Regions from separate parts of the Mus musculus genome. Here region 2 is linked to region 1. The links are chromatin loops, found by intact Hi-C in ENCODE. Cell type or tissue: heart. All regions are shown on one strand.

Region 1 (5,000 bases):
CGGGAGGCAGAGGCAGGTGGATTTCTGAGTTCGAGGCCAGCCTGGTCTACAAAGTGAGTTCCAGGACAGCCAGGGCTACACAGAGAAACCCTGTCTCCAAAAACCAAAAAAAAAAAAAAAAAAAAAAGGGTGGGGAAGACCAAAAATACTGAAAGACCTGAGCATGCTTAGTATCAGACAGACTTGACTGGACAAGCAAAGGACTCTTTACTTTTGTAAGCCACCAGTAGGGGTGCATTTGTGGGGGTAATTTGAATGTAACTCCAAACAGTCCTCAAGAGATGAACGATAGACTTCTGCTCTCGTTTTCATTTGTTTTTAAGGCAGGGTCTCTTGCAGCTGAGGCAGGTCTTGAACTCATTGCTGCTCCTGTATCTCTCTCCCAAAATCTTTGATTATCGATGGATGCCACTATTTTGACTCTAAAAAGTTTTAAATGATTTATTCTTATGTGTAACGGTATTTTTGCCTGGATGTCTGTCTGCGGACCACATGCATGTAGTGTCTGATGAGTCCAGAAGAAGCCTTGGCCCCTCTTGGAACAAGAATTACAAACTTTTGAGTAGCCGTGTGGATGCTAGGACTCAAACCCGGGTCCTCTGGAAGGGCAGTCGTTTCTCCAACAGGCATTTCCAGTTACAGGTTCTTGAGGAAAGGATCATTTCCTGGTGTGGTTCTTTCATTCTAAGCCCATAGAACAGTAAGAAGTACACAAATACTGCATGTACAGGGTTGCAGACAGCAGTTTGGTATGTAGTATTGATCTACACGTACTGATTGTGGCAAGGTACATACTTGCAGATATGCTGTACGTATGATGGGGTACAGGGTGTGTTAAGGCGCACATATTGAGGTGTTTAAATGAGGACATGATGACCGCGGGATGGTGTATAGTGTGTTGGAGTGGTGTGCTGAGATTGGGTACATATTGCGGGGCACACCGGGTCCCAGCAGCAGACACAATGATGTACACCGAGCCCAAGTTACCCATAAGGAAAGGCGAGGAGATCTGCGCTAAAATGGGGAAGGGTTCGAAGTTCCCGCCTCTCTTCCGCTGCCACCGTGCCCAAATGCCTAAATATTGCCAGACTTCAGGCAGAGTGTAGCCTCTTCCGGGAGTGGGCGGAGCCCCATGAGGAACGGGCGTGGCTTCTGGTTCGCCCGGCTGGGCCTGGCCTGCAGGATCTTGCCTTCCGCCTGTTCGCTGGATCTGTCCCCAATATGCTGCGGGCGCGCGGGCCTGGGCCCGGCGCTCTGCTGCTCCGGGCCGCGCTGGGTCTCGGGCGGCGCGGGCGGTCATGGCAACGGCCGCAAGGCCAGGACACCGGCGTGCAGGTGCATAACAGCCTCACTGGCAGGAAGGAGCCGCTGATAGTGGCCCGCTCGGACGCAGTCTCCTGGTGCGTGCGCCGGGAGAGGCAGGGCGGAGCGAGGCGGGGCGGGAAGGTGCGCAGGGGCAAGTCAATTCTGAAAGCCTGACGTGGTCTCCCGAGCGTCACTTAAACACCGCGCGTGTTCAGTGAAGGTTGTTAAGGAAGACTTAGGGCTCCTTTTACATATCTCACATGGTGGATCTTAATATGTTCCCAGGTATAGCTGTGGACCGACTGTGTACGACCATGCACATCTTGGCCATGCTTGGTGAGTTTCCTAGATTTGAACCTTTGACAAAGTCAGAGGGTTATTTATTGTGCAAAGAGTAAACTGTTAGCTTGTTTTATAATCTGTTAAGTGAACTGAGTGATGATTGCATTCTGGGAATTGTGAGACACCGGAATGTTGGTCTCTTTGGTCTTCATAGCTGTTTGGAGTTGCATACCCATTGGAGTTACTGTGAAGGAATAGAGAGTGACCCGTTTGCGAATTAGATGTTTCTAAGGTTGGTCCAGAGACCCGAATCCAACAGTGGGGGATCATTGCCTGGTCTTGGACGGATCACATTCTTGCTGGAATCATGGTTCTTATTTTGAGTGAAGACAGAAATGACAACATGACATCTTCATGGCAGTTTCTGGAAATGTCTATGAAGTGCCGCTTAGCACAGCGCCCCCAAGTGTTCTAAGTGCTCCACCACTGACCCACTGACCGAATACTGTCTTGCTAGACTCCAGGGAGCATTGGAGCAGTATTTGTTGACATTTCCCATCTCTTGATATTTTAGTTGTTGTCTTGCACTTTTTTGTTTGTTTGTTGTTTTTGAGACTGAGTTTCTCTGTGTAGTCTTGGCTGTCCTGAAACTCACTTTATAGACCAGGCTGGTCTCAAACTCAGAGATGTCCCTGTCTTTGTTGGAATGCTGAGATAAAAGGTATACGCCTACTGCCTGACTCTTGCACAGTTTTAATTGGGTATTTTTAAAAAGATTTATTTATTTATTATATGTAAGTACACTGTAGCTGTCCTCAGATACTCCAGAAGAGGGCATCAGATTTCATTACGGATGGTTGTGAGCTACCATGTGGTTGCTGGGATTTGAACTCAGGACCTTAGGAAGAGCAGTCAGTGCTTTTAACCACTGAGCCATCTCGCCAGCATCCTTAATTGGGTATTTTTAGACCTAAATGAAACGCAAGTGTGGAGGCCAGAGGACATCCTCAGATGTCATCCTCAAGTGCTACCTTCTGTCTGTTTTGAGACAGAATCTCTCACTGCCTTGGAAGTCCACAAACAGGCCACGCTGGCCGGGAAGCTCGTCCCCAGGGTCCACCTGTCTCTGCCTCCAGCACTGGGGTAGTGGGGACAATCCGAGAGAACAAGAGTGGTAAAAAGCTCTTGTTGCTTGGCAGTGGTGGCGCACACCTTTAATGCCAGAGCTCTGGAGGCAAAGGCAGGTAGATCTCTGTGAGCTCAAGGCCAGCCTGGTCTACAGAGCAAGCTCCAGGACAGCTAGGACTACACAGAGAAACCCTGACCTAAAGCAACAAGAACAAAACAGTCTTGACATTGAGTTTTGTATCAGGATTTTTTACACACTTAAATACATGCAAACTCATCCAACAGCTTTAATCTTAAAAAAGGCAATACAGTGTCCCAAACTGATGTGATTGCTTTTGTTGCGTCTCACAAGGCCCTTCTGGGCCTCCAGGTGGGACCCAGTTTGTAAGAAAGTACTTGGCTTAGTTCCCTATGAACCAAGCATCAACTGTAGAACACTGTTTGGAAGTTACATAGTAGCGTGTTATACTGTAACCCATTTCTTTTCAAGAATAAAGCTGATGGGGCCCACAAGATGGCTCCCTGGGTAAAGGCACCTCTTGTAAGAACCTGATGACCTGAGGTTGATCCCCAAGATTCACTTGGTGAAAGGAGAGAACCAAGCCCCGAAAACTGTCCTCTGACCTCAACATACATTCTGCACATCTGCCTCTCCTGTGTGTGTGAGAGGCACACATACACACACACACACACACACACACACACACACACACACACACAGAGCATTCATACCACAGACACTATAGTAGCAGTAGTAAACATTGTGTCCTGGAGAGATGATGTAATGCTCAGAGTACTTGTTTATAGATGAACTAAGTTCCTCCCATCACCCACATGATGGCTCACAACCGTCAGATGCACACATGGTGCACATACATACACACAGGCAAAATACATGCACATGAAATAAAACAAGATAATCAAAAATAACATAATTTTTAACAGCTGGGCAATGGTGGCGCACACCTTTAATCCCAGTAGTTGAGAGGCAGAGGCAGACAGGTCTCTCTGAGTTTGAGGCCAGCCTGGTTCCAGGACAGCCAGGGCTATACAGGGAAACCCTGTATGGAAAACCAAAAAACAACAACAAAAAAACTAGGTTAAAAATAAAATACTGGTCAGGTAGTGGTGGCGCACACCTTTAATCTCAGCACTTGGGAGGCAGAGGCAGGTGGATCTCTGAGTTCGAGGCCAGCTTCGTCTACAGAGTGAGTTCCAGGACAGCCAGGGCTGCACAGATACAGAGAAACTCTGTGTCGAGAAGCCAGAAAATAGAATAAGTAAATTAACGCCGTTGATTCTGTGTGTTGAAGACAGCCTGGCAGTGTTTTTCTTTCAGCTCCTATGTTAGATTTGACATTATCCGGAGGATCCTGACCAGAGTGTTTGGATGCAATGTGGTCATGGCGATGAGCATTACCGACGTGGATGACAAAATAATCAAGAGAGCTAACGAGGTAAGCAGCCTCCCTCACATTGACCGGCAAGCCGGTGGCTGAGCGGCCGTTCCCTGCCGAGGCTACTTTCATGTATTCCTAGTACTTGTGACCCTTTATGTGTCCCGAAGACTCTTCTCCAAAAAAAAAAAAAAAAACCAGACCGAGATGGTGGCAGGTCCCACCGAGGGAAGTTAAGTCAGTGGAGAGCGGAGAAGCACCCCCTCCAGGGGTGTCCACTGTCCTCTGACCCTTGTCCCCGTCCCTCCCTGTGATGAGTGCCTCACTCCAGCTCTACCAAGACCCCCTGGGCCCTGACTCTGGCCTTGGACACCCCTGTGTTCCGATGCCTCATTTCCACATTTCTCTTGTTTTGCTGTTAGACACAAGCTCTTATCCTGTCGCCCAGGTTGGCCTCTGTAGCTCAGATCAGCCTCGCCTAGGGAGTGCTGCAGTCTTGTCTCTTGACCACCAGGAGGTGCATATGTGTCCCTCACCATCACAGTCTTGGGAACCCAGAGCCACGGATGGTGTGGGCCTTGGAGTGGGCCCATAGCCCCAGGCTTCTGACTTCAGCTCTGTGCAGGCAGGGCCTTCTTATGGTGTGCATGCATGGCCTCTACTTGAGGCCTGCTGCAGAGAGCATGTCTTTCCGCACAGGTTGACTGCCTCCTCGGTCTGGGCCCCACACCAGCTCTGAAGACTTGGTGGGAGAGAGGTAGTTATCCCAGGAAGCAAGCATGAGGTCAGGGGCTCTCTGGGTTCTTCCACTGATTGGGCATTGTGCCCTGAATGCCACTATCACCAGAGGGCTTTCCCTTTTCAGTGAGGAGACATTTTCTGAAATGT
Region 2 (5,000 bases), 240 kb after region 1:
CAGTCAAGCCGCCTGGCCCTCGAGGGTACCGCGGGTGGCACGGCCAGGTGCATTCTTCCCCCGGGTCTCCCTCTCCTAGTCCCTGTGGGCAGCGATCGCACATCCATTACGGAACCTCCTTTGTTATACACTGGGTGCGGGAGAGTTAGGAAGGGACTGAAGCTTAGCGTGTACCACGGCGGGGTGAGGGTACCGAGGAGCCAGTGAGATTTGAACCCTCATCGCCAAGGCTCTCAGCGGCGGGGCGCGCGAGTGGGTCGGGGCTGGAAGGGTGGCCAGGCACACCCCACGCCACTCAGAGTCCTACACTCATGTGCAGGGGGAACCGCTTTGGGTGTGTTTCTGGTTGTTTGGAGACCGTGATGGTTGAGGCTGAACAGCTTTGGGCCGTTTGCCTGGAAACATCTGTATTTTTGCTTTCCCACGACTTTTGTGTAGCCTACGGCACGCTTGAGAACAGACGCGGGGCTCTTCTCCGCATCCTAAAAGTCTCTGCCTCGACTCTTGCCTTTTATGAGTGCGTGCCTGAAAATTATAACCACATTTAGACTTGAGTGTGAAACCAAAGCGAAACTCCGTCGCATTGTTCCCTGCGCAAATTGTTTTTTTTAAGTTTTTGTTTCCTCTGGTGCTGTGCTTGGCCAGGAGGGCGCTGGGAGATGTTTGCAAGAGCCAGACTTCCAGCTCTGGAGGAACCCGGCCAGACTTTCTGCCTTCGCCCCTAGAGAATACACTTCAGCTGCTGCTGCTGCTGTGACAGCCATGCAGGCCCAAAGGCCACAAGGTGTGGCCTCTCCACAGTTTGCCTTCCCCTCAAATGCCTAAAAAACGACGTTTGCTTCTCACCGAAGCTTCCAAGTTTTAAAAGAAACCGTTGCTTAATTGTGCATTTTCCTTTCCTTTTAAGAATTTCACCTCTTTCCTGCAGGAGCGATACTGATCAACTATGCTATAAATTATTAACTGTTACATACTAGAATAAACTGGTAACGTTACTAGGGGTTTTCTTAATTGGGTTTTGCCTCCCTTTCTGAAGAAGGATGATTAATTACATCAGCAACCAACTTCAGAGAGTTCCCTCCTCTCCAGTCTTCACCTTCACCGCAGGTAGCCTTTTAACTACCCATTCTCTTGCTGAGGGTAGTTTCTCAAAAGAGCAGGCTTGATAGGCTGGACCTGCTGGCGGTGCAGGTCTTGTAGTTCTTGCTTCTTGGACACCCGAAGCAGGGGGATCTCAAGTTCAAGGCTAGCCTGGGCAACAGAATGAGTTCAAGGCTAGCCCAGGCAACATAGGGAGACTCTCGCTATAATAATAATAATAATAATAATAATAATAATAATAATAATAATAATAAAGTAAAAAGAGGCTGACGGGCAAAGTGCTTACCCAGCATGAACATAGCCCTGGGTTCATTCCCCAGGGTGGAAAATATTTACCAAAAGACCTAGGCCTTCTAAGGGGATCACTGTGATGGAAAAGCATGAGCCACTGTTTGGACTTAGGTTTTTCTGAACGATCGTGTTAGCAAAGCTAACTGTGAGATCTCACGTCCAGACCCTCAGGACTTTAAACCGTTGAGTCAGCCACATGAACTCCTGATCTTACTTGGAAAGTCAAACCAGCCAGGGTTGAGGCTTGACATTGATGTATTTCCTACTAATTGTCCTGTAAGACCAAGTACATTTCTGGATGCTCGCTCTGTTCTGTTCCTCCAGCTGCCTTATCTTAAGTGATTTGGCCCGTGGGTACCCTAAGATGTTACCTTGGTAAGACATTCACCCCATTAGCAAGCCTGCTAAATGTGCATATGACCTTAGGTATGCAAGAAGACCTGTTTAAAAACAACATCCCCCCTCATTTAGAAATCTGTGTCCTTTTCATGGTATCAATAACATTTTGCCCAGCTCCTTTTAAAACTAGCTGTTAGAGGTACCACAGCAATGAAGTAGCCTCCATTGAGTTTTCCAAGTCAAATATCCTCTAAGCTAATTGTTAATTTAGATGGGAAGATCATCAGTTCTGCTTGGGGATGGGCCCAGGATCGTGCACACACTGGGCAGGCACTCTCTATTGGTGCTTATCAAATGGCTTTTCAGGGTCTGAGATGTGAACTTTCCCCTAAGTGTGGCCATGCCTGCCCAGCAATCTTGCTGTCTCCTGAACATTAGTCATGTCTCCAGGGAGTGAGTGACCAGAGAGCTCATACGAAGAGGGAAGACTTTCTTCCCAGGCCTGTCTGGGTGGCTCTCCTTGAGTTTGCATCTAGATGAGAAGGCTGACTTCCTATGTCACCCCAACAAGGCATATTGGGAGTGGGGTGCTAGTGAGGAGGGTCCCCAGGCCTCTTTCTTTTTACAAGGAACAGGACTGGGAAAGGGTAAGGGCTTCTGAAATCAGCCAGAGATCTGCGCACTAGCCGTGTGTGTGCTAGACTGGGCTCCACTAGAGGTGCTGACTGATGCTTTGAAAAACTGGGTGTACACTCAATGAGTGTGTTCAGGGATGTTTAGAGTGCGTGTGAACCCTGTGCCTCAGTTTCCCTTGCAGTCACAACTTCCCCTTCCTTATATGTAGATTTTTGTTCGTCCTTTATTTCACAAATGCTTGGAACACCCACTTCCTGTCCTGTCCCAGGCAGGCGCTGGCCACACTGCAGGTCAGAGGGAGTAATAACACACAGTTTTGGCCTGAGGACATGGACTGACTAGAGACACTGAGGATCAGACAGTGCCACAACCGAGGGACCTCAAAGACATAGGAGAACTTAGTCTAGCTTTTGGGGGGACTACTGGGAGGATGTTATCCCCCAAACGTGGGGGCTAGAATAGAAGCCCCTGGCTGTTATGACACTGCCCTGCAGCAGAATGCAGCATGACATTTCCCAGTATCTGTCAATCTTAAGGATCTTTGCATTCCACAGTGACCTTGAAATCTCTCCTTGGAGCTGTCTTGGGGATTAGCTGATGGCGTGTTTGACCTTTGGTTTTACAAAGCCTAAGGGGAGTTAAAGGGCAAGGTCTACGCCATCAGAGATAAGGAGTGCCCAACCCAGTGTGTGACACGTCTTCTCTCCGGGTGGGAGAGCTCCTGGGAGTAGGGGGAGGTTGGAAAGTTAAGCAAGGATGAACCACTCAAGATAAAGGAGTGTCTGTGGGAACTGACCCAGAAAGCCTATGTGGATCTGGGCAAGGGCAGGAGGGACCTCACGAAACCCCCTCATTATTCATTAACAGCAGTGGGCATACTCCTGAGATTGGAGAGAGGGCCTAACAAGCTGGGTTATTTAGTGAAGAGCTGGTAAAGGTTTTGCAGACAGTAGAACCCGGGAGTTACGAAGGACCACCAAGCCTTGGAGATAAGGGCGGGGCCTCATGAGTCGACCCCAGCACGAATCTCTGTTAGGATGAATTGTACGATGTTTGTTCACAACTGAACAGCCTTGAATTGAACAGCGATTGTTCCCAAACATGGAAACAGATTAACCTCGTTAAAGTGTCTCTCAAGCGGGTTTGGCATTTGGAACTCCGGGATAAAGTAAGCAAGAACAACAATAGAGGGCCTAACTCAGGATCTCGGGGCATTGTTCTTCCCAGCCAGCAAATATGTGAGCTGCAGAACAATACCAAGGACCATGTCTGCCATTGTCCAGCACACAATGAAAGGTCAAAATCAGAACCGGGTCATTGGGAATGTCTTCTGAGGTTTGAACTCTAGGATTCCTTTGGGGTTAATGTTTGGCAGTCTGTCACTCAGGGGCCTGGGTCCACCCTGGGTTCTTGGCCATTGTTCTTGTGGCCTCTGTCCTGGGGTTGCAATGCTGTCTGCTGCCCTTTGCTTCCTGTCCCAGTCCCACTGGGCGTGTCTATGGAGTAGGCCCGTGCTTTCTTCTCTTCTAAGCTCTCTACCCAGGCATCTGCTCCCTGCATTCTGTATCACTCCTGACAGTGGCCATCTTAAGCTTATAGTTGGAGAATGACGCCTCATCCCGAGCTGTCCCCATTTGATTTCAAACTTCTGCAGAGTTGGACTTCAGCTTCTCATACCGCCTGGCCTTTGGACGCCCCACCTCCCGTTTGGTTATTTCCGATTAACAGTGATGGCGGATGGCTCTGGAGTTGTGCTCTTCTCTCCTGGCTCCTCCATGGCTCTGACCCACACTAGGTCCTGCTTTTGGCAGGATTGTCTCCACCCCTCCTTGCTCTGCCATTCTCTCTTGCTTGCTAACACTTTTGCAGTGTGGGGGTAGTGGTCTACTCATCGTGGGCACAGCCCACTTGGCTATGCAGACCCTCTCAGTATGGGTGTATGAATTGCTTAAGCATCATCCTCACAGCCCAGCATCGCAGGGGCCAGTTCATTTCTGATGCTCCCACACCTGCAGCGTGCCTGGCTTCCCTTAGCCTTCTCCAGTCTCCTGAGCTTCCTAGAGTTAGGGTGTGGCCTAGAATTTTAAAGTTCATCGTAATGAGAACCATTACTCTTCAAGCCCCTCACCCCGGTCTGTAAGGTGAGGGTAATGACACCTTACGGAGGAGGCCTGTGCGTTGCAGGGAAGCTGTGTGCATGAGGTAAGTGAGCAACCACCAGGAAAGGCAGGCTCTCTCTACCACATAGCTTGCTATGGCATCATCTTTGGGAGCTGGGTTCTGACATCCCTGCCAATTGTAAAACGCCTAAGGCCACATCTTTTTTTAAAGCACCTTGACTAGGCTAGGGAGAGAGCCTGGCCCATAGGTGGAGGCATGAATTAATCACTGGTAATTAATTGGTCCTGATGTTTCCAGGCTGTTCCCTCGTCCTCCCCTGGGAGTCCTGGTGGGGCTGTGTCCTGGCTCCTGGAAACTATGTCACAGTGTCTGTCCTGTGGCATTATTAGAGAACACAAAGGAAGATAATGGCGCAGGGCGGTGTTTCCCCTGAATTCGGAATCTGAGCAGATATTCCTACGGAGACTAAACACGACATGGAAACACACACACACACACACACACACACACAC

The links. Peaks named below come from ENCODE experiments on the same cell type or tissue, not always from the same donor. Only the 100,000 strongest peaks of a DNase experiment are listed, where the experiment ranks them.
Region 2: a loop joins it to region 1, with 2.6 times the contacts of the local background. A loop is called at or near these places in 1 of 42 quality-filtered maps.

Annotation. Positions count from the first base shown.
Region 1 is chr8:11,546,899-11,551,898 of GRCm38, reverse strand. It overlaps Cars2 (cysteinyl-tRNA synthetase 2 (mitochondrial)(putative)), which reads left to right and starts at 1,128. Exons shown (of 15, transcript NM_001359137.1): 1 at 1,128-1,400; 2 at 1,591-1,641; 3 at 4,055-4,172. The coding sequence starts at 1,222. In heart, CTCF peaks have their summits at 2,053 (motif pointing left) and 4,606; DNase peaks (open chromatin) are centred at 1,148 and 2,018; H3K4me3 peaks cover 1,612 bases; H3K27ac peaks cover 1,282 bases.
Region 2 is chr8:11,307,432-11,312,431 of GRCm38, reverse strand. The region is part of intron 1 of Col4a1 (collagen, type IV, alpha 1); the gene reads left to right. Among named protein-coding and RNA genes, the nearest start is that of Col4a2, 2.9 kb to the left of the region's middle. In heart, CTCF peaks have their summits at 630 and 2,632; DNase peaks (open chromatin) are centred at 191, 681, 3,741, 4,771 and 1 weaker place; H3K4me3 peaks cover 3,018 bases; H3K27ac peaks cover 4,122 bases.